2 separate regions of the Homo sapiens genome follow, and region 2 is linked to region 1. Evidence: read pairs that join two places in POLR2A ChIA-PET (ENCODE). Cell type or tissue: Panc1. All regions are shown on one strand. Links, peaks and the distances in the headings refer to the core of each region. The heading gives the core; the rest is flanking DNA. Region 1 overlaps SEZ6L2 (seizure related 6 homolog like 2). Region 2 holds the start of QPRT (quinolinate phosphoribosyltransferase).

Region 1 (9,510 bases), core at 4,195-6,694:
TCGCCCAGGCTGGAGTGCAGTGGCGCAATCTCGGCTCACTGCCAGCTCCGCCTCCTGGGTTCACGCCATTCTCCTGCCTCAGCCTCCCAAGTAGCTGGGATTACAGGCGCCCGCCACTACGCCCAGCTAATTTTTTGTATTTTTAGTAGAGAAGGGATTTCACCATGTTAGCCAGGATGGTCTCGATCTCCTGACCTCGTAATCCGCCCGCCTCGGCCTCCCAAAGTGCTGGGATTACAGGCGTGAGCCACCATGCCCGGCTTAAATATAAAATTTTAATTAGGCCAGGCAAGGTGGCTCACACCTGTAATCCCAGCACTTTGGGAGGCCCAGGCAGGCAGATCACCTGAGGTCAGGAGTTCGAGACCAGCCTGGCCAACATGGCAAAACCCGGTCTCTACTAAAAATACAAAAATTAACCAGGCATGGGTGCCTGTAATCCTAGCTACTCGAAAGGCTGAGGCAGGAGAATGGCTTGAACCCAGGAGGTGGAGGTTGCAGTGAGCCAAGATCACGCCATTGTACTGCAGCCTGAGTGACAAGAGTGAAAAAAAAAAAAAAAAAAGATAAAGTGGAAAAGGACACCCCCAAGGATATAAAACAAGTTCAAATTGGTAGATGGGTCACAGCAGATACGCCTAAAATACTAAAAAGATTGGGGGGGGGGGAAGAAATGGTGTACTTGAATGGATACAAAAATTCTCCAAAGGGGGTGAATTTTAGGCAAACTGGTCATAAGACAAATTGAAAAGCCAGGCTTGGTGGCTCACGCCTGTAATCCCAGAACTTTGGGAAGTTGAGGAAGGAGGATTGCTTGAGGCCAGGTGTTCGAGACCAGCCCGGGCAGCGTAACAAGATCTCATTTCTACAAAAAATTTAAAAATTAGGCAGGCACCATGGCTTGCACCTGTAGTCCCAGCTACTCAGGATGCTGAGGCGGGAGGATCCCTTGAACCTAGGAGTTTGAGGTTGCAGTGAGCTGTGATGGCACCACTGCATTCCAGCCTGGCCGGCAGAGCCAGGCCCTGTCTCTAAAAAGAAAGAAATTGAAAGCTGTTTGCCTCCTGCCCAGCAGCGAGAGAAGACGGGTGGCTCCTGTCAGTTCTCTCCCATCTGGAAGAGGCCCACAATGTCAAGGAAGGCCTGGTGGAGAGGTCACTGCGTCCTGGAGTGAGGCTGGTCGCAGGGAGGCCTTCACAGAGGCTGAGCCTAAAGCCAGGCTTTTTTACCTCAGGCCAGGCCCCCGGACACTGCCCTCTGCCCACTTTCGCATTTCCTTTTTTTTTTTTTTTTTCAAATTGTTCCCCTTTCCCCAGCCCTCTCTCCAGAGAAGTGGTCCAGTGCTCGGTGACCACCTCCCCACACTCCACCGGCCCAATTACAAGTGGCGATTTTCTGTTTATTGCTCAAAAACAAGAATTCAGAAGCAAAGGTGGAGAGACTGTGGGTTGGGGAGATGGCAGGAAGGGGGCAAGGCCTTGTCCCAGCTCTCCCCTTTGTCCTTCTTCTGACCCTCCTGGCCGGAGTCAGGCCTAGGGCCAGGGCATCTGGGAGGGGGGCACCTTCGTGGCCAAGGGAACAGTAGAGCTATCGGGGGCAGTCCTTGAGGGGTGCCCTGGGCAGGAGGGGCTGCAAGATTTGCAGGGAGGCAGAGTTCCCCTCCCAGAATCCAAAAGCCGGTAGGGCGGGGGGCAGGCCCCTCGTTTGGCAACTGAGAAGAGGCGGCTTTGGGCGGCAGGATGCTGGTTTATTTACTGTAGGATCTCCAGGGCCATCAAAGCCCCCTCGTGGGATAGGGAGACTATTTACACAGCCAGGGAGGAGGGCAGCCAGGAGGCAGAGACCGGGTCCCGTATTTCCCTCTGCCCGAATGAGGAGGGGAGGGGCGTCCTGGGTCCTGCAGCTGTAGTCTTGGGGTTCAGATGGAAACTTCATACTCCCGCGTATCCTGAAGACAGAGAGATCAGGTCAGTTGTTGGAGTCTGATAGGGGTGGAAGAGGCAGCCGAATGGGAGGAGGGGCAACGATCCTGGGTTTTAAAGTAACATTGACCTCTAGGGGCTGGGGGGCCAGTGAATGTGTTTGGTTCATCCTACGGTGTCGTAAAATGACACAAAAATCTGAATTTCTGGCTTGTCTTGAATAATTGGAAGATCTGCCAATTGTGCCTCAGTTTCGACTATGGGGTAGAGCCGTATTCTTGAGATGGGGCACAAGTCCTCCACTTAGCCACAGTCCTCACCACTCCCTATTGTATACACATGGCTTGCTATGCTCATTGACATGGCCTCTGGGGGCAGCTGAGTTTGAAATTCCCAAGACAGAGATTCCAGAGACCTTGCGAGAAGGTTATGGAGTCCTGGGAGAGCCAAGTGGTGGCTCTTCAGGGGCAGGCAAGGTGCTTACCCCAGCTTCATACAGCGGGTTGCTGAAGTCCGACTCCACGGTGATGGGGCTGTAGGAGTGGGAGCCCGAGAAGCCGAAAAGGGACTTTCCCTGAAGCCTGGGAAAGGGAGAGGACAGAGGAGCTTATCAACAGGTAAGCCCCTGAGCTCCCCTGACCCAGGCTCCAGTGCCAGGCTCGCAAGACGTCTGCCCTGGCCGGCAGTCCCCAAGCAGGCTACTTACTTGGTGTAGTAGATGTAAACGCCACTGCCGAGGACAATGACCAAGCCTAGAGGCAGCAGGATGGCCAGGGCCAGGTTCCCCCCTTCCAGCTGCCGTGATGGATCTGTGGTCTGGGTCACTACAGGAGGAGGAGAGGCCGGTGAGCTGTGGCTGGGCCCGGTCCTGGGCTCTCCCAGCCTCCTGCCCTGGGCCTCAAACCCTGGGCTTCATCCCTCCAAGGCCTGGCCTCCTGCCCCAGCCTCTGCCTTGCCCTCCCAACCTGGCCAGCCTGGGTCTCCACCTGTGCTCTCACTGACCTTCCAGTTTTCGGTTGTCCAGGAGCTCCTCATAGGCAACTGCAGGGAGAGGAGGGGGAGGGGATGGGGTCTGAGCCAGGGAGGGGAGGAGGCTGGGAGGGGCCGGGAGCCCGGTGGGGCTGGGCTGGACAGCCTGGTTCTCTCTGCCCTCTGCTCAACCTCAACTTTCTCCCTTTGTGGGGAAGAGAGAGGAGTGACCAGCACAGGGCCTTTGTCCTCTTTCTCCAGACCCCTAAAAAGTCAGGGTTCCTGGACAGTCTGAGCCAAACTAGAACTTGTCAGCGATAGGGAAACTGAGGCCTATTCAGAGCAAGGGACTTCCAAGCCAAGGCCCCCTCTACTACACCCCTGAGCCAATCCCATGACCTCACACGACCCAGGGCTTCTGGACACACCCGTGAGGACACGAGGCCACAGGAGGAGAACCGGGAGCTCTGTGGGGTCGCCCATTGGTCTCAAATGTGCTACCTGACTCTCCCAGCCCTGTCACTTCCCGGACACTGGTGTGCCCCTCCTGCCCTGTCTGGCCAGGCACCTTTGCAGAGTGGGGGCTGGCTGGTCCACTGGGAGGGGTGGCCGGGCACACAGGTGATGGTGACCTCGCCGATAAGCTCAAAGCCCTCATAGCAGAAGAAGCGCAGAGACTCGCCCGCCTGGTAGTGGTGCTTGTACAGCGTCTGGTAGCCATTCTCGGGAACCCCCGGGTTCAGGCACGGCTCGTACTTCACTGCGGGGAGCATGCCAGTCACGTGCCAGCTGCACTACTGTGCACGGGGCAGACGGGCTCTCCCAGGGCTACCCAGCCACCCTCCCAGGGTGTGCCCCAGACTCACAGGCGCATTTGGGGACCCTATCGCTCCACTTGGGTGTGCCTGTGTCCCGGCTGTAGCAGGTGAGCATGGCTGCCCCCTCGAGGCTGTACCCTGGCAGGCAGCGGTACTGGACGTGGGAGCCAACGGGGAAGCCGGCGTCCGAGGCGGTGCGGTGCCCGTTGGCAATCTCGCCAGGGTCAGCACAAGTCATGACTGGTGGCAGAAGAACAAGGTCAGGGGGAGCGAGGGCCTTCAAAGATCAGCCTGGGCAACACAGAGAGACCCCATCTCTACAAAAAATTGAAAAATTAGCCAGGAGTGGTGGCGCACTCCTGTGGTTCCAGCTACTCAGGAGTTGGAGGCGGGATGATCGCTCGAACCCAGCAGGTCGAGGCTGCAGTGAATGGTGACCACGCTACTGCACTCCAGCCTGGGTGACAGAGTGAGACCCAGTCTAAAAAAAATAAAAGAAAATCTCCCAGAAGCTTAGGGCTGGGAGAGGCCTGAGCCTCAGGCTGTTTCCTCTGAACACCTCTGCACACACACGCACTTCCCACCAATTCCTCAGAAGGAAGAGAGCATGAATTGGAAAAACTTAAAATGCAGTGCATCTATTTTCAGGCCAGAATGACAGGCTTAATTTTTTTCAAAATTCAACGTATGTTATATTTCAGGCTTCGTTTAGTAAACAGTTTGCTTGGGGAAACCCCAAGCCCCTATCCTGGGGTGAAATTCAAAATATTTAACCACCATACCAGAGCATACTAGCCAAATCCCAGCAGGGTGAGCCCAACATGGCTTGTAGTCTGTGGAACAGCAGCTGCCCTCTTTAGAGGGGGCCCAGCTCTCCTGTCCCCAGTATTCTCATTATGCCCAGCCCAGTTCACTCACATACACTCCCTGCCTTCAGGCGTTTGAGTTTACAACCCTGTTGTGAAGGAATCATAATCATAGCCATTTCTTGTATATAAGCCTGAGCTACGTACCCTGCTAAATGTTTTACAAACAAATATAATTCTTTGTGTGTGTGCTTGTTTTTTTTTTTTTTTTTTTTTTTTTTTTTTTTTTTTTTGAGATGGGAGTCTCGCTCTGTCGCCCAGGCTGGAGTGCAGTGGCGCATCTCGGCTCACTGCAACCTCTGCCTTCTGGACTCAAGAGATTCTCCTGCCTCAGCCTCCCGAGTAGCTGCGATTACAGGCATTCGCTACCATGCCCAGCTAATTTTTGTATTTTTAGTATAGACAGGGTTTCGCCATGTTGGCCAGGCTGGTCTCGAACTCCTGACCTCAGGTGATCCACCCACCTCAGCCTCCACCAGTGCTGGGATTACAGGTGTGAGCCACCACGGCTGGCCCCAAATATAATTCTTTGTTTTGGAGACGAGAACTTGCTCTGTCACTCAAGCTGGAATGCAGTGGTGAGATCACGGCTCACTGCAGCCTCAAACTCCTGGGCTTAAGCAATTCTCGCACCACAGCCTTCTGAGTAGCTGGGACTACAGGCATATACCACCATGCCTGGCTATATTTTTTATTATTTGTAGAGACAGGGTCTCACTATGTTGCCCAGGCTGTTCTCAATCTCCTGGGCTCAAGTGATCCTCCCACCTTGGCCTTCCAAAGCACTGCAATTTCAGATGTGAGCCACCACACCTGGCACAAACATAATATTTAATCCTGATTATCCTGAGAGGCCAATGTCACTGTCATCTCCCTTGGAGCCCAGGGCTCAGGGCGGTCAAAGGACTTGGCCCATGGTCATTCAGCCAGGGAGTGGCAGAGCCGGAATCTGCCCAGGGTCACAGCCATGGAGCACTGGACAGGGACTCAGATATGTGGGTCCTGGCACACCTTCAGGCTCAATCTGCTGCCTTGGGCAGGTTCCCTCCTGAGCCCGAGGCAGCGGGGCCAGCCGAACTCTCAGCCCCATCCAGGCCTGATATCCTGTGAATCCTTCCAGGGGCGGGAAGCTTTGTCCAGCCCAAATCTGGCTACCTGAAGCTTCTCCCCTTGGTCCCACCATTGCTTCCAGATGCCACATGGAACTACAGCCCCATGTCCTTGGGGCTGGCTTCCTAAAATTTGGAGAAAGTAACCAGCTGCCATTCCTTTCTGCTCTTCAATTTTCTTTTTCTTTCTTTCTTTCTTTCTTTTTTTTTTTTTTGAGATGGAGTATCACTCCCGTGGCGCAGGATGGAATGCAATGGCACAATCTCAGCTTACTGCAACCTCCACCTCCCAGGTTCAAGCGATTCTCCTTCCTCAGCCTCCTGAGTATCTGGGATTACAGGCGTATGCCACCATGCCCAGATAGTTTTTTATTTTTAGTAGAGACGGGGTTTCACCATGTTGGCCAGGCTGGTCTCGAACTCCAGACCTCAGGTGATCCACCGCACCTGGCCCTTTCTGCTCTTCTAAAAGATACACACTCCCAGCTCCTTTAAATGTCACCTCCTCTGTGAAATCTCCTGCCCCAGCCCTGAGAAAATTAGCCCACTGCTCTCCCCACAGCACTTCGCCACGCCCAGGGCAGCATGCGCCCTGTGAACTTTCCATCTGCTCTTCACAACCTCAGTCCTACTTCGCCGATGGGGAAACCAAGCCTCAGAAATGCTAAGTGCCTCGCCCAAAGTCACCCAGTGATCACCACCCTGCGTATCCCTCCCAGACTGCGAGCTCCATAAGAGTATGGAGGGGCTTGAACCCCCTTCGCCTAACCCCAACCCAGCACGGGGCTTCAATGATGGCATTCAAATAAACCAAGTGCTCTGACAAGCCTTGGTCCTAGCAAAGTGGCTCCCTACAATTTCAACTGATAGGACTGCGGGATTGGGGCGGGGCGTAGGACAGGAAGGTGGAGCCAAGTGTGGACCCGGGGAGCCCAGTGGGAACCTGGTCGGAGCCCTTTTAGGGGCCAAACTCAGATGCCGCAGAGGAGGGGTCAGGAGGGGACGGGGCGGGGCCGTGAGACGAGGAAACAGGGACCGAGCCCAGGTCGGTGCAAGAAAGAGGGATGCAGCCCGGAGAAGATGAGAGGGAGACCCAGAGGGGACAGTTTCGGGGAACCGGGCGGAGGAGTGAGAACTAAAGGGCATGGGGGCAGGCCTTGAAGAAGATCCAGGAAGGACCCCGAGCGAAGGGATGGAACCCAGAAAGCACGGGGGTCGGGACAGGACAGGCCGACGACGGGGCCCACAGGGAAGGGGCGGGGCCGAGGGGACGCGGGCGGGGCCGGCTCACTCTTTTGGCAGGCGGGCGGCGCGGCGCTCCAAGACAGGTCCCACTGGCAAGTGAGAATGTCGGAGCCTAGCAGCTCGTAGCCAGGCTCGCACTGGTAGGTGAGCACCGTGCCCCGGATCAGGTCCCCGTGGGATGCCGTTCTCCAGCCCCACTCCGGAGGTGGCAGCTCGGGGCACGTGTCGTTCCTCGGGACCTCTGCAGGGGAGGGAAGGCGAGTTTGGAGGCTGCGTTTTAACTGCGGGCTCCCTTCCAGCCTCGGAGGCTTTGCTCTGTGCCCCCTCCCGGGATCTGTCTCTCTCTCTCTCTCTTAGAGACAGGGTTTCCTGTCGCCCAGGCTGGAGTACAGTGGTACAAGCATAGCTCACTGCAGCCTCAACCTCCTGGCTTCAAACGATCCTCCCGCCTCGGCCTCCCAAGGCCCCGGGATAACAGGCGTGAGCCACCACGACCGGCCACCTCCCGGGATCTCTGGCCTGCCCGACCCCTGCCCATCCCGGGACTCTATCCCTCAGTACCTTTGAAGTGCAATACGAAGCCCTGGCCCAGGCCTGGATTTGGGGGCCCGGGCGGTGCCTGAAACTGCAGTGTGAGGTCGGGCCCAGAGGAGAGAAGGCGGCGGCGCGGCTGAGGTCCCCGCAGCTGGGCCAAGACTCGGGCGCTGGGACCGTCCCCGTCGAACAGCGTCAGCATGTCCCCTTCCCGCACATTCAATCTGCAGGGGGTGAGACCAGGCAATGGGGCGGGGCTGCGACTGGCCCCTCCCATCCAGCTCTGCCCCATCCTCAACTCTGCTCATTGGTAGCCCCTCCTACTCTCCAGCCCCGCCCATATTCTCCTATCCCAGGTCTGGCGCCGCCTCCGTTTTGACCAACCATGGTTTCTCCTATGCTAGTGCCTCAGGGTTCCCCTATTCTATGGCTCCTCCCATGTCCTACTACCCAATCCCTAAGCTTGCACATTACTAACTCCGCCCACTGTCCACTCCCTCCTCCATCACCATGAGATCCACAGCCTAGCCCAACTCCAGCTCTGGCCAATCACAGACCAAATTCGCTAACGCCCTACACAACTCTAGGCCCCGCCTGAGTACCTGCTTTGAAGCCACGCCCACTTCAGCTTCTGTGCCATCTCATGACACTCTCATACCAATTCAGCTCACTGGATTCTCCCCAGACCTCCCCAACTTGCTGGTGTTAACGCAACAGTTTGGGTCTGTGTCCGTGGAAATAGCTCCAGGGGAAGCCTCAGAAACCTCCAAAGAGTGAGAGGCACCAGGCCAGAGCCCCTTGTTCACAGTGGCCCCTAAGGAAGGCTGCATTGCCCTATTTATTTGTCCGAGGTTGCCTGGCTAATATGTGATTTGAGCCCAGCTCTCTCACGTCTATCCTGTACCCTTAGTGCACCAGCCTATCCACCGAATTCTGGATAGATACGCAAGAGCCAGACAGGCTCAGAATGCAGGCTACTGCATTGGCATACCACACTTTGCTGAGCCTACACCCGTCGCACCCTCTGCAGGACCCAAACATACATCTCAACTTGGAGCAAGATGCGCTTCTCTTCCTGGACGTGCACGCCCCACACGCAGTCTTGGCCCGGGCTATAGCTCTGGGGCCAGTCGGGAGAGAGGACCACGCCAGCTGGTTCCGACAGCTCCCCTCCACACATGGCTAGGGAAAAAGGGGTGTCAGGTTCAGGACCCAGGTGGGCATGCTGTCTTCATTTCTCCACAGTCCTCACCACTCGTGATGCGTGCACCACATCACCTCGCTTGTTTCCTATTACCTATGATCCACCTGTTTCTTTTATTCTTTTATTTTATTTATTTATTTATTTTTAAATTTTTTTTGAGACGGAGTCTCTCTGTCGCCCAGGCTGGAGTGCAGTGGTGCGATCTTGGTTCACTGCAAGCTCTGCCTCCCTGGTTCACGCCATTCTCCTGCCTCAGCCTCCCGAGTAGCTGGGACTACAGGCGCCGCCACCACACCCTATTTTTTTTTCTTTTTTCTTTTTTTTTTTTTTTGTATTTTTAGTAGAGACGGGGTTTTACGGTGTTAGCCAGAATGGTCTCGATCTCCTGACCTCGTGATCTGCCCGCCTTGGCCTCCCAAAGTGCTGGGATTACAGGCGTGAGCCACCAGGTCCAGCCCCTATTTTTATTTTTTTAGACAGAGTCTCACTCTGTCGCCCAGGCTGGAGTGCAGTGGCGCAATCCCGGCTCACTGCAATCTCCACCTCGCAGACTCAAGCGATTCTCGTGCCTCAGCCTCCCAAGTAGCTGGGATTACAGGCACGCACTACCATGCCCGGCTAATTTTTGTATTTTTAGTAGAGACGGGGTTTCACTCTATTGACCAGGCTGGTCTCCAACTCCTGACCTCAGGTGATCCGCCTGCCTGAGCCTCCCAGAGTGTTGGGATTACAGGCGTGAGACACTGCTCCCGGCTTTATCCACCTGTTTCTTTTTTCTTTCTTTCTTTCTTTTTTGAGACGGAGTTTCACACTTCTTGCCCAGGCTGGAGTGCAGTGCTGCGA
Region 2 (9,510 bases), core at 3,962-6,461, 200 kb before region 1:
AACAAAACAACACAGGTCGCAGTGGCTCACACCTGTAATCCCAGCACTTTGGGAAGCTGAGGTGAGAGGATTGCTTAACCGCAGGAGTTCGAGACCAGTCTGGCCAACATAGCGAGACCCCATCTCTCAAAAAAAGAAAAAAATTAGCTGGGCCTGGTGATGCACACCTGTAGTCCCAGCTACTTGGGAGGCTGAGGTGGGAGGACAGCTTGAACCAGAGAGGTCGAGGCTGCAGTGAGCTATGATTGTGCCACTGCCACTGCACTCTAGTCTGAGCAATAGAGTGAGACCCTGTCTTCCAAAAAAAAAAAAAAAAGAGAGAGAGAGAGAGAAGAATATAATCAAAAGTTTCTAAATTCCCAAAGTAGTAACAAAAGCAGACCCAAACAAAAGTAGAGAGAAAATCTTCGAAACTTAAAAGGCTATTTAGGCTAAGGAGCCCACCCAGTGGTGACCACCTAGTTCTGGGAGGTTTGGGGCAGGGCCATTAGACAATGGAAACTCAGGTTATTTTGGAGACAATCAACTTGCTCCCAAAAATGAGCTGCAAGCAGGTGCCTGTGTGCTCAGCCCAGTCTGGAGCTCAGAGCCTGCCTGCCCCACTGCACCATCACCAGCCCAGCTGAACCAGGGTCCCAGGCAAGCCGTACAGGCTCTGCGTTGGCCTTGGAGAGAACCGCCGACTCCCCCGAGTTGCCTGAGCTCGGCCTGAAGCCAGCCCTCCCCACGCTGGCTCACAATAAATGCCTTGACTTCCCGCCAACTCTTCCTCAACCATTAAGATTCAGCTCAACTGTCACGGGCTCTGTGCAGCTGCCCTCGCTGCCCCACCCCACGCAGACTTTGTGTTCCTTCTCCACTCCTGCAGCACCCCTTGCGACAGCATGAATAACCCGGCTGTAGTGATGTGAGGGTGACACTCATCACCAGTGTGTGAGCCCCTCCAAGGCCACATGTCCTCTTTGTGTTTCCAGAGCCCAGGGCCCAGCATGCGGTAGCTACCTAGTATATGTTTACTGAATGGAGGGATGAATAAATTCATGCACAAAGAATAGTTTTATTTATTTATTTATTTTTGAGACAGAGTCTTGCTTCTGACACCCAGGCTGTAGCGCAGTGGTGCGATCTTGGCTCATTGCAACCTCTGCCTCCCAGGTTCAAGCAATTCTCCTGTCTCAGCCTCCCAAGTAGCTGGGATTACAGGCATGCGCGCCACCACGCCCGGCTAATTTTCTATTTTTAGTAGAGACGAGGTTTCAACATGTTGGCCAGGCTGGTCTCGAACTCGCGACCTCAGGTGATCTGCCTGCCTTGGTCTTCCAAAGTGCTGGGATTACAGGTATGAGCCACCGCGCCTGGCCTTATTTGTTTATTTTCATAAACAAATTTCTGTTGCCCAGGCTGGTCTCAAACTCCTGGCCTCAAGTGATCCTCCTGCCTCAGCCTCCCAAACTGTTGGGATTACAGGCACAAGCCACAGTGCCTGGCCCAGTTCTGTCCTTTGAGTTGACCTGGTCATCCAGGAGGATGTTCTGAGGAAGTGTGAAATGATAATATTATTCTAGCCCACGCTGGATACAGTGGCAGTCTGGAAGGTGAAAGAGGTTGGGTTTGAAATAGATTTATTGGCCAAGTGCAGTGGCTCACACCTGTAATCCCAGCACTTTGGGAGGCCGAGGCAGGAGAATTGCTTCAGCCTTTAAACATGGCGAAACCCTGTCCCTATTAAAAATAAAAAAGTTCGATGGGCGTGGTGGCATTCACCTGTAGTCCCAGCTACTCAGGAGGGTGAGGCAGGAGAATCACTTCAGCCCTATAGGTTGAGGCTGCTTTGTGCTGTGATCATGCCAATGCACGCTAGCCTGGGTGACACAGTGAGACCCTGTTTCAAAAACAAAAACAAAAACAGAATAGAGGCCTGGAGCTTGAGAGGGAACTCAGGATAGAAGATATAGATTTAAGAGTCGGCTGGATGCAGTGGCTCAAGGCTGTAATCCCAGCACTTTGGGAGGCTAGGGTGGGTGTATCACTTGAGGTCAGGAGTTCGAGACCAGCCTGAACAACATGGCGAAACCCCATCTCTACCAAAAATAACAAAAACTAGCTGGGCATGGTGGCATGCGCCTGTAATCCCAGCTACTTGGGAGGCTAAGGCAGGAGAATCACTTGAACCCGGGAGGTGGAGGTTGCAGTTAGCCGAGATTGTACCACTGGATTCCAGCCTGGGTGACAGAGTGAGACTCCCTCTCAAAAAATAAAAATAAAAATAAATAAATAAATAAATAAATAAATAGTGATACAGATAGATAGATACATAAATTATATCATTCACTGGGTAGATTGAGAAGAGAGCTGTAGAGAGAATCTGAGTGTAATAGTCAGGGCAGGCTAACTGCTGTAAGAAACAGTGCCCCCACATCTCAGCGGTATAACTCAAAAGAAGTTTTTTCCTTCTTATGACAGTCAATTCCTGACATCTGGAGCATGACCTTTCACAACATTATTCCGGGACCCAGTCTCCTTCCATCTAGTGGCTCTGTCATCCTCCTAGGGCCTTGGAGTGGTCTGCTTTTGACCAGCTAATGGGAGGGGAGAGGCAGAATAGGATCCTGTGAAGACTTCTAGGGTCAGGTCTGGAAATATCTTTTGCTCACACTCCATTGGCCAGAACAAGACTGCCTCAGTGCAGAGGAAGCTGGGAAATGTAGTTTAGTAGGGTACCCAGAAGGAAAAGGGAAACAGTCTCTGCCACACTGAAGCAACACCAAAATCTGAGGGTTGGATGTAGGAAGAAGCACCTGCAAAAGATAGAAAAGAGCCTTTAAGAGGATCACCTGAAGCCAGGAGTTTGAGACCAGCCTGGGCAGCATAGCAAGATCCTATCTGTACAAAAAATAAAAATAAAAAATTAGCCTAGGGTGGAGGCATGCACATACAGTCCCAGCAACTCAGGAGGCTTGGGGCCAGGAGTTTGAGGCTGCAGTGAGCTTTGATTGGGCCACTGCACTCCACTTAAGCCTGAGTGACAGAGCAAAACCCTGTATCCAAAAAAAAAAAAATTAACCAGGAGAAAAATGACATTTGGAGATCCTGTCTCTAAAGAAAAAAAAAGCTCACTGCATAGCTCACTGCAGCCTCAGAAACAGGCCCAGGACTGAATCAAGGCCAGCAAGGTGCTGGGGTGATAAGCGAGCCCGACTCCAGCCTGGCCAACACGGTGAAACCCCTTCTCTACTAAAAATACACAAATTAGCTGGGCATGGTGGCAGACGCCTGTGGTTCCAGCTACTCAGGAGGCTGAGGTAGGAGGATCACTTGAGCCTGGGGCGTGGAGGTTGTAGTGGGCCAAGATTGTGCCACTGCACTCCAGCCTGGGTGACAGAGCAAGACCCTGTCTCAAAAAAAAAAAAAAAAAAAAAAGTGAGCTGGAGGATGAGGCCTCCCTAAATTTTGTGCCTTGGGTGTCTCGATCCGTCACGCCAGCCCCAGTCCCGGCAGTCAGGTGCGGCAGAGAAAGCAAAGGGAGAAGGCTGGGAAGATGCAAGTGAATTTAGCGACTAGCAGTCCCTGTGAGCAACTGTAGCAAGAAGGGTTTCCAATGAAGAAAGGAAGGCCCTGGGCCAGGCGCGGTGGCTCATGCCTGTAATCCCAGCTCTTTGGGAGGCAGAGGCGGGTGGATCACCTGAGGTCGGGAGCTCAAGACTAGCCTGACCAACATAGAGAAACCCCGTCTCTACTGAAAAAAAATACAAAATTAGCCGGGTGTGGTGGCGCATGCCTGTAATCCCAGCTATTCGGGAGGCTGAGGCAGGAGAATCGCTTGACCCCGGGAAGCGGAGGTTGCAGTGAGTCGAGATCACGCCATTGCGCTCCAGCCTCGGCAACAAGAGCGAAACTCCATCAAAAAAAAAAAAAAAAGGAAGAAAGAAAGGCCCTGGCAGTTCTTGGACAGGAACTTGCCTGAAGTCCCAGTCCCGGTGACTGGTGGTTTCCCCACTTTCTGGTTCAGAAGCTGGGCTCTAAGCTGTCTGTGCCCTTAAAGTTCCTTGGAAAGAGGGAAGGGAAGGGAAGTGGATATTAGGTGAGTTCCTACTCTGTTTCATTTGCAGAGTTTTCTCATTGATTCTCAGTTGGACCCATGAGGTAGATGTTATGCCATTACATTTTTTTTTTCTTTAGAGACAGGGTCTCTCTCTGTCACTCAGGCTGGACTGCAGTGGCACGATCACGGCTCACTGCAGCTTTGAACTCCTGGGCTCAAGTGATCCTCCCATCTCAGCCTACAGGTGTGCACCACTGTACTTAGCTAATTTCTTTTTCTTTTTTCTTTTTTTGGGAGAGATGGGATCTCTGTATGTCTCTATGATGCCCACACTGGTCTCAAACTCCTGGCCTCAAGCGATTCTCCTGCCTTGGCCTCCCAAAGCACAGGGATTACAGGCATGAGTCGCTGTGCCCAGCCTGTTATGCCGGGTTTTTTTGTTTTGTTTTGTTTTTTGAGACAGAGTCTCGCTCTGTCGCCCAGGAGTACAGTGGCATGATCTTGGCTCACTGCAAGCTCCACCTCCCGGGTTCACACCATTCTCCTGCCTCAGCCTCCCGAGTAGCTGGGACTACAGGCGCCCACCACCACACCCGGCTAATTTTTTGGTTTTTTAGTAGAGACGGGGTTTCACCATGTTAGCTGGGATGGTCTCGATCTCCTGACCTCGTGATCTGCCTGCCTCAGCCTCCCAAAGTGCTGGGATTACAGTCGTGAACCACTGCATCCGGCCTGTTATGCCGTTTTTTAAATTAATTAATAAATTTATTTATTTATCTTGAGACAGAGTCTCACTCTGTCACCCAGGCTGGAGTGCAGTGGCATGATCTCGACTCACTGCAACCTCCACCTCCGGGGTTCAAGTGAGTCTCATGCCTCAGCCTCCTGAGCAGCTGGGATTACAGGCGGCCGCCACCATGCCCGGCTAATTTTTGTATTTTTAGTAGAGATGGGGTTTCGCCATGTTGGCCAGGCTGGTCTCAAACTCCTGACCTCAGGTGATCAACCTGCCTCTGCCTCCCAAAGTGCTGGGATTACAGGCGTGAGCTCCTGTGCCCGGCCCTGTTATGCCATTTTAAAGCTAAGGAAACTGAGGCACAGAAAAAGGTAAAAAGGTACTTGAGATCAAAAAGGATGGAGTTAGGATTTGAACCCAGGTCCAGGGCCCATGATTTTCCCAGCACACCATCCAAAATGCCTGCCTGCCCTCACCAGGGAGCACATGCTTACATTCACAGCCTTGGACCCTGGGTTAGGGCCAGGAGGGCTGGGTGTTGGGTGAGAACAGGGCCTCGGGCTCCTTCACTGGCTGGGGCAGGGCTTCTGAGTTCCCCATCAGAGCCCCTCCTCTGACTTTCAGGGCCTGCTGAGGAATCTGCAGGCCTGGCAGAGGACAGGAGGGAGGCTTGGGGAGCCTGGGAAGGGCCGGCTGACAGCTTGATGGGCCCTCCCTCCCTCCACAGTCCCACCCCCAGCCTGGGGCCTCTGGGAGCCTTGGTCCTGAGCAGCCAACACACCAGCCCAGACAGCTGCAAGTCACCATGGACGCTGAAGGTAAAGGGACACTCTCTCTGCCATGTCCCTGCACCCATCCCCCCACTGCCTACCCCTGCCCCCACCCTGGCTTGTCTCAGCCCCTTGTTGCCTCCTCTGGAGTCATCTCTCCTCTGGTCCCGCCATCGACTCCCTTACCTACCCCATGTCCCTGCAGCCTTGCTCAACCCCCAGAGGCCCCTTCTCACTCTTCTTTCTCCTGTGTTGAGTCCCCAAGGAGCTCTGGGGAAGGAAGGGGCTTAAGCCCTAGAAAAGGGCAGGGTGGCCTGGAGGAGGTGGCGTCTCCTGGGGGCAGTGGGGGCCGGAAGTGGGAGGCTGGTTGGGGGAGCAGCATGGACTTCTGCTCTCGCTGGTAGCTCGGGAGAAGCAGAGACAAAGTCCTGTCCCTTCTGCAGCTGGGTGGGGGAGGGGGCTTGAGTCCCGTGATTCCCTGCCTGGAGGGAGCTGTATGCAAACTGTTGGGGTGATCAGTCCCAACCCCCAACCATGAAGTCCGGTGGCAACAAAGGAATGAGAAAAGACAAGTTAAGATTTAAAGCAGCCCCAGGGGGCCAGTTGCTAAAGTGAAGGCTGCAGAGCCCTGGTTGCCTGATAATTTATTGAGTACAATCTTTTGATCTAAGAAGCAGATGGTACGGGGTGAAACGGTGAAGGTGGGGGTGTGCGCGTCATTTGAAAGATGTATAGCCGTGGTGGTTTATGTGAATTTCCTTTAAGCTCAAAGCATATGTCTAACTACTAAGATAATCTTTTTTTTTTTTTTTTTTGAGACGGAGTCTCGCTTTCCCCCAGGCTGGAGTGCAGTGGCGTGATCTCGGCTCACTGCAAGCTCCGCCTCCCGGGTTCATGCCATTCTCCTGCCTCAGCCTCCCGAGTAGCTGGGACTACAGGCGCCCGCCGCCACGCCTGGCTAATTTTTTGTATTTTTAGTAGAGACGGGGTTTCACCATGTTAGCCAGGATGGTCTCATTTCCCAACCTCGTGATCCGCCCGTCTCTGCCTCCCAAAGTGCTGGGATTACAGGTGTTAGCCACCGTGCCCGGCCAACTAAGATAATCTTTAACTTATTGGGCTGCAGCTGGTGGGAGTGGGTTTTACAAGGAGCCAGGATGTCTGGTCACATTCCAACGCTTCAAGGAAGTGTTTCAGCCCAGAGCATTCTGTGTAAAGCCGCAGAGCAGGTCATGTTCACTGGCCTGGGGACACAATGGCAATAAGGAGGTGATTCTCCTCAGAGGCCCCCTATGGTGTTCCATAGGTGTCCTACACAGGGGTGGCTGACTAAACTGGCGCCCCGTAAACCCTTCCACCAGCACAAACCCAGGGGTCCATGCTCTACGCTCAGAAGGCTCCACCAGGGATGGGGCTGTGTGACCATGGGTGGGTCCTGGCTTCTCAGAGTCCCGTTTTCTTCCATCTGTAAAATGACAATAATAGTTCCCTGCTCTGGCCCGCCACGGTGGCTCACGCCTGTAATCCCAGCACTTTGGGAGGCTGAGGTGGGTGGAGCACTTGAGGTCAGGTGTTTGAGACCAGCCTGGCCAACATGGTGAAACCCCGTCTCTACTAAAAGTACAAAAATTAGCCGAGTGTGGTGGTGCGCACCTGTAATCCCAGCTACATGGGAGGCTGAGGCAGGAGAATTGCTTGAACCCCAGTGGCGGAGGTTGCAGTGAGCTGAGACCAGGCCTCAGCACTCCAGCCTGGGCGACAGAGCGAGACTCCATCTCAAAAAAAAAGGAAAATAAATAGTTCCCTGCTCAGAAGGTTGTGGGGAGGACAGAGGATGGGAGGCACAGGTGCTTAGACCCTCCTCCATGTTTGAGGTGCCTGCTGGCCCCATACACCCGGTCCCTCTGGCTCCACTGTGGAACCAGCTCTCAGGGGTCCCATGCAGGATGCCACGCCAAACACCTTTCAATCTCCATTGTGTCTTTCTCTTTTGAAACAACGCCGACCTGGATGTGAATCCTGACTGCCACTCAGCAGCAGTGGAAACCCTGGCAAGTTTTGTAACCTGTAGAAGCCCGTTTCCACATCTGGACAATGGAGTTGGTGGCACTGGTCTCACGGGGTTGTAATGAAGATTAAATACCTTAGCAGATGTCAAGGGGTCTCGACCTGATTCCTTCAGAGCCAGGATTCTTTACTGAGGGATCAGGGATGGGCTCTGGGGGAGTTCATGAACCCCAGAATTTGCAGGTGAAATTGTGTGTCTTTGTGAGAACACGGTTACGCATTTTTCTGGGAAGGAGATCCATAATTTTCATCAGATCCAGATTCTTTTTTTTTTTTTTTTTTTTTGAGACAGAGTCTCGCCCTGTTGTCCAGGCTGGAGTGCAGTGGCATGATCTTGGCTCGCTGCAACCTCTGCCTCCCGGGTTCAAGCGATTCTCCTGCCTCAGCCTCACGAGTAGCTGGGACTACAGGCATAAACCACCATGCCCGGCTAATTTTTGTATTTTTAGTAGAGATGGGGTGTCACCATGTTGGCCAGGCTAGCAGATCCAGATTCTTTTTTTTTTTTTTTCGAGATGGAGTCTGACTCTGTCACCAGGCTGGAGTGCAGTGGCAGGATCTCGGCTCACTGCAACCTTCACCTCCCAGGTTCAAGTGATTATCTTGCCTCAGCCTCACGAGTAGCTGGGACTACACGTGCTTCAGGCACTTGCTGCCATGTCCAGCTAATTTTGTAGTTTTAGTAGAGACAGGGTTTCACCATGTTGGCCAGGATGGTCTCGATCTCTTGACCTTGTGATCTGCCTCCTCGGCCTCCCAAAGTGCTGGGATTACAGGTGTGAGCCACCGCACCCGGCCTCTTTTGTTTTTTAGACGGGGTCTTGTTCTGTCACCCAGGCTGGTTGGTGTGCAGTAACATAATCATAGCTCACTGTTTGTAGCCTCCAACTTCTGGGCTCAAGTGGTCCTCCTGCCTCAGCCTGTGGAGTAGCTGGGACTGCAGGCGTGTGCCACCACACCTGGCTAATTAAAATAAATTTTTTTTTTTTTTAGAGATGGGTTCTTGCTGTGTTGCCCAGGCTGGTCTCAAACTCCCAGCCTCAAGCGATCCTCCAACCTCAGCCTCCCAAAAGTGTTGGGATTACAGGCATGAGCCACCGTGCCTGGCTCAAATCTTTTCATATGTGAACATCTCAGCATGTTTTCTTTCTTTCTTTTTTGAGATGGAGTTTCGCTCTTGTTGCCCAGACTGGAGTATAATGGCGTGATCTTGGCTCACTGCAACCTCTGCCTCCCAGGTTCAAGTGATTCTCCTGCCTCACTCTCCCAAGTAGCTGGGGATACAGGTGCCCACCACCATGCCCAGCTAATTTTTTTGCATTTTTTTTTTTAGTAGAGATGGGTTTTGCCGTGCTGGCCAGGCTGGTCTTGAACTCCTCACCTCAGGTGATCCACCCACCTTGGCCTCCCAAAGTGCTGGGATTACAGGCGCAAGTCACTGCGCCCAGCCTCATCATGTTTTTTTCTTAAAAGATAAAGACTTTTCTTTTTACTACAACCACAATACTATTGTCAAAACTAAACTTTAAAAATTTCCTTGGTGTTATCAAACATTCAATGTCCAGATTCCAGTGGTTTCATAAATAGCCTAATTTGCTTTTAGTTTGTTTGAATTAGGATCTAAGTAAAATCTACACTTTGTGATTGGTTAGTATGTTTTAAGAGTCTTTGAAACTTTATTTTTTTGATTAAAAAATGTTTAATTTAGAGATAGGGGTCTCACTATATTGCACAGGCTGGTCTCAAATGCCCCAAAGTGCTGGGATTACAGGTATGAGCCACCACACCTGACTGATTCTTTTTTTTTTTTTTTGAGATGGAATCTCACTCTGTTGCCCAGGCTGGAGTGCAGTGGCGCAACCTCGGCTCACTGCAACCTCCGCCTCCCAGATTCA

The links. ChIA-PET counts read pairs that join two places held together with the same protein. Peaks named below come from ENCODE experiments on the same cell type or tissue, not always from the same donor. Only the 100,000 strongest peaks of a DNase experiment are listed, where the experiment ranks them.
Region 2: POLR2A ChIA-PET joins it to region 1 with 17 read pairs; 6 of 35 experiments call an interaction of 5 or more read pairs at or near these places.

The regions. Positions count from the first base shown.
Region 1 is chr16:29,869,781-29,879,290 of GRCh38, forward strand. SEZ6L2 (seizure related 6 homolog like 2) reads right to left here. Exons shown (of 18, transcript NM_001243332.2): 10 at 8,507-8,645; 11 at 7,491-7,687; 12 at 6,976-7,170; 13 at 3,758-3,949; 14 at 3,460-3,651; 15 at 2,925-2,963; 16 at 2,629-2,746; 17 at 2,407-2,503; 18 at 1,379-1,948. The coding sequence ends at 1,919. Among named protein-coding and RNA genes, the nearest start is that of CDIPT, 11 kb to the left of the region's middle. RefSeq lists enhancers at 7,906-8,407, 8,408-8,907. In Panc1, for the core only: no CTCF peak of the experiment used is centred there; no DNase peak of the experiment used is centred there.
Region 2 is chr16:29,673,615-29,683,124 of GRCh38, forward strand. It overlaps QPRT (quinolinate phosphoribosyltransferase), which reads left to right and starts at 5,566. Exons shown (of 4, transcript NM_014298.6): 1 at 5,566-5,596. The coding sequence starts at 5,584. RefSeq lists a silencer at 634-928 and enhancers at 2,382-2,651, 3,070-3,571, 3,572-4,071, 5,610-6,111. In Panc1, for the core only: no CTCF peak of the experiment used is centred there; no DNase peak of the experiment used is centred there; H3K4me3 peaks cover 908 bases; H3K27ac peaks cover 1,167 bases.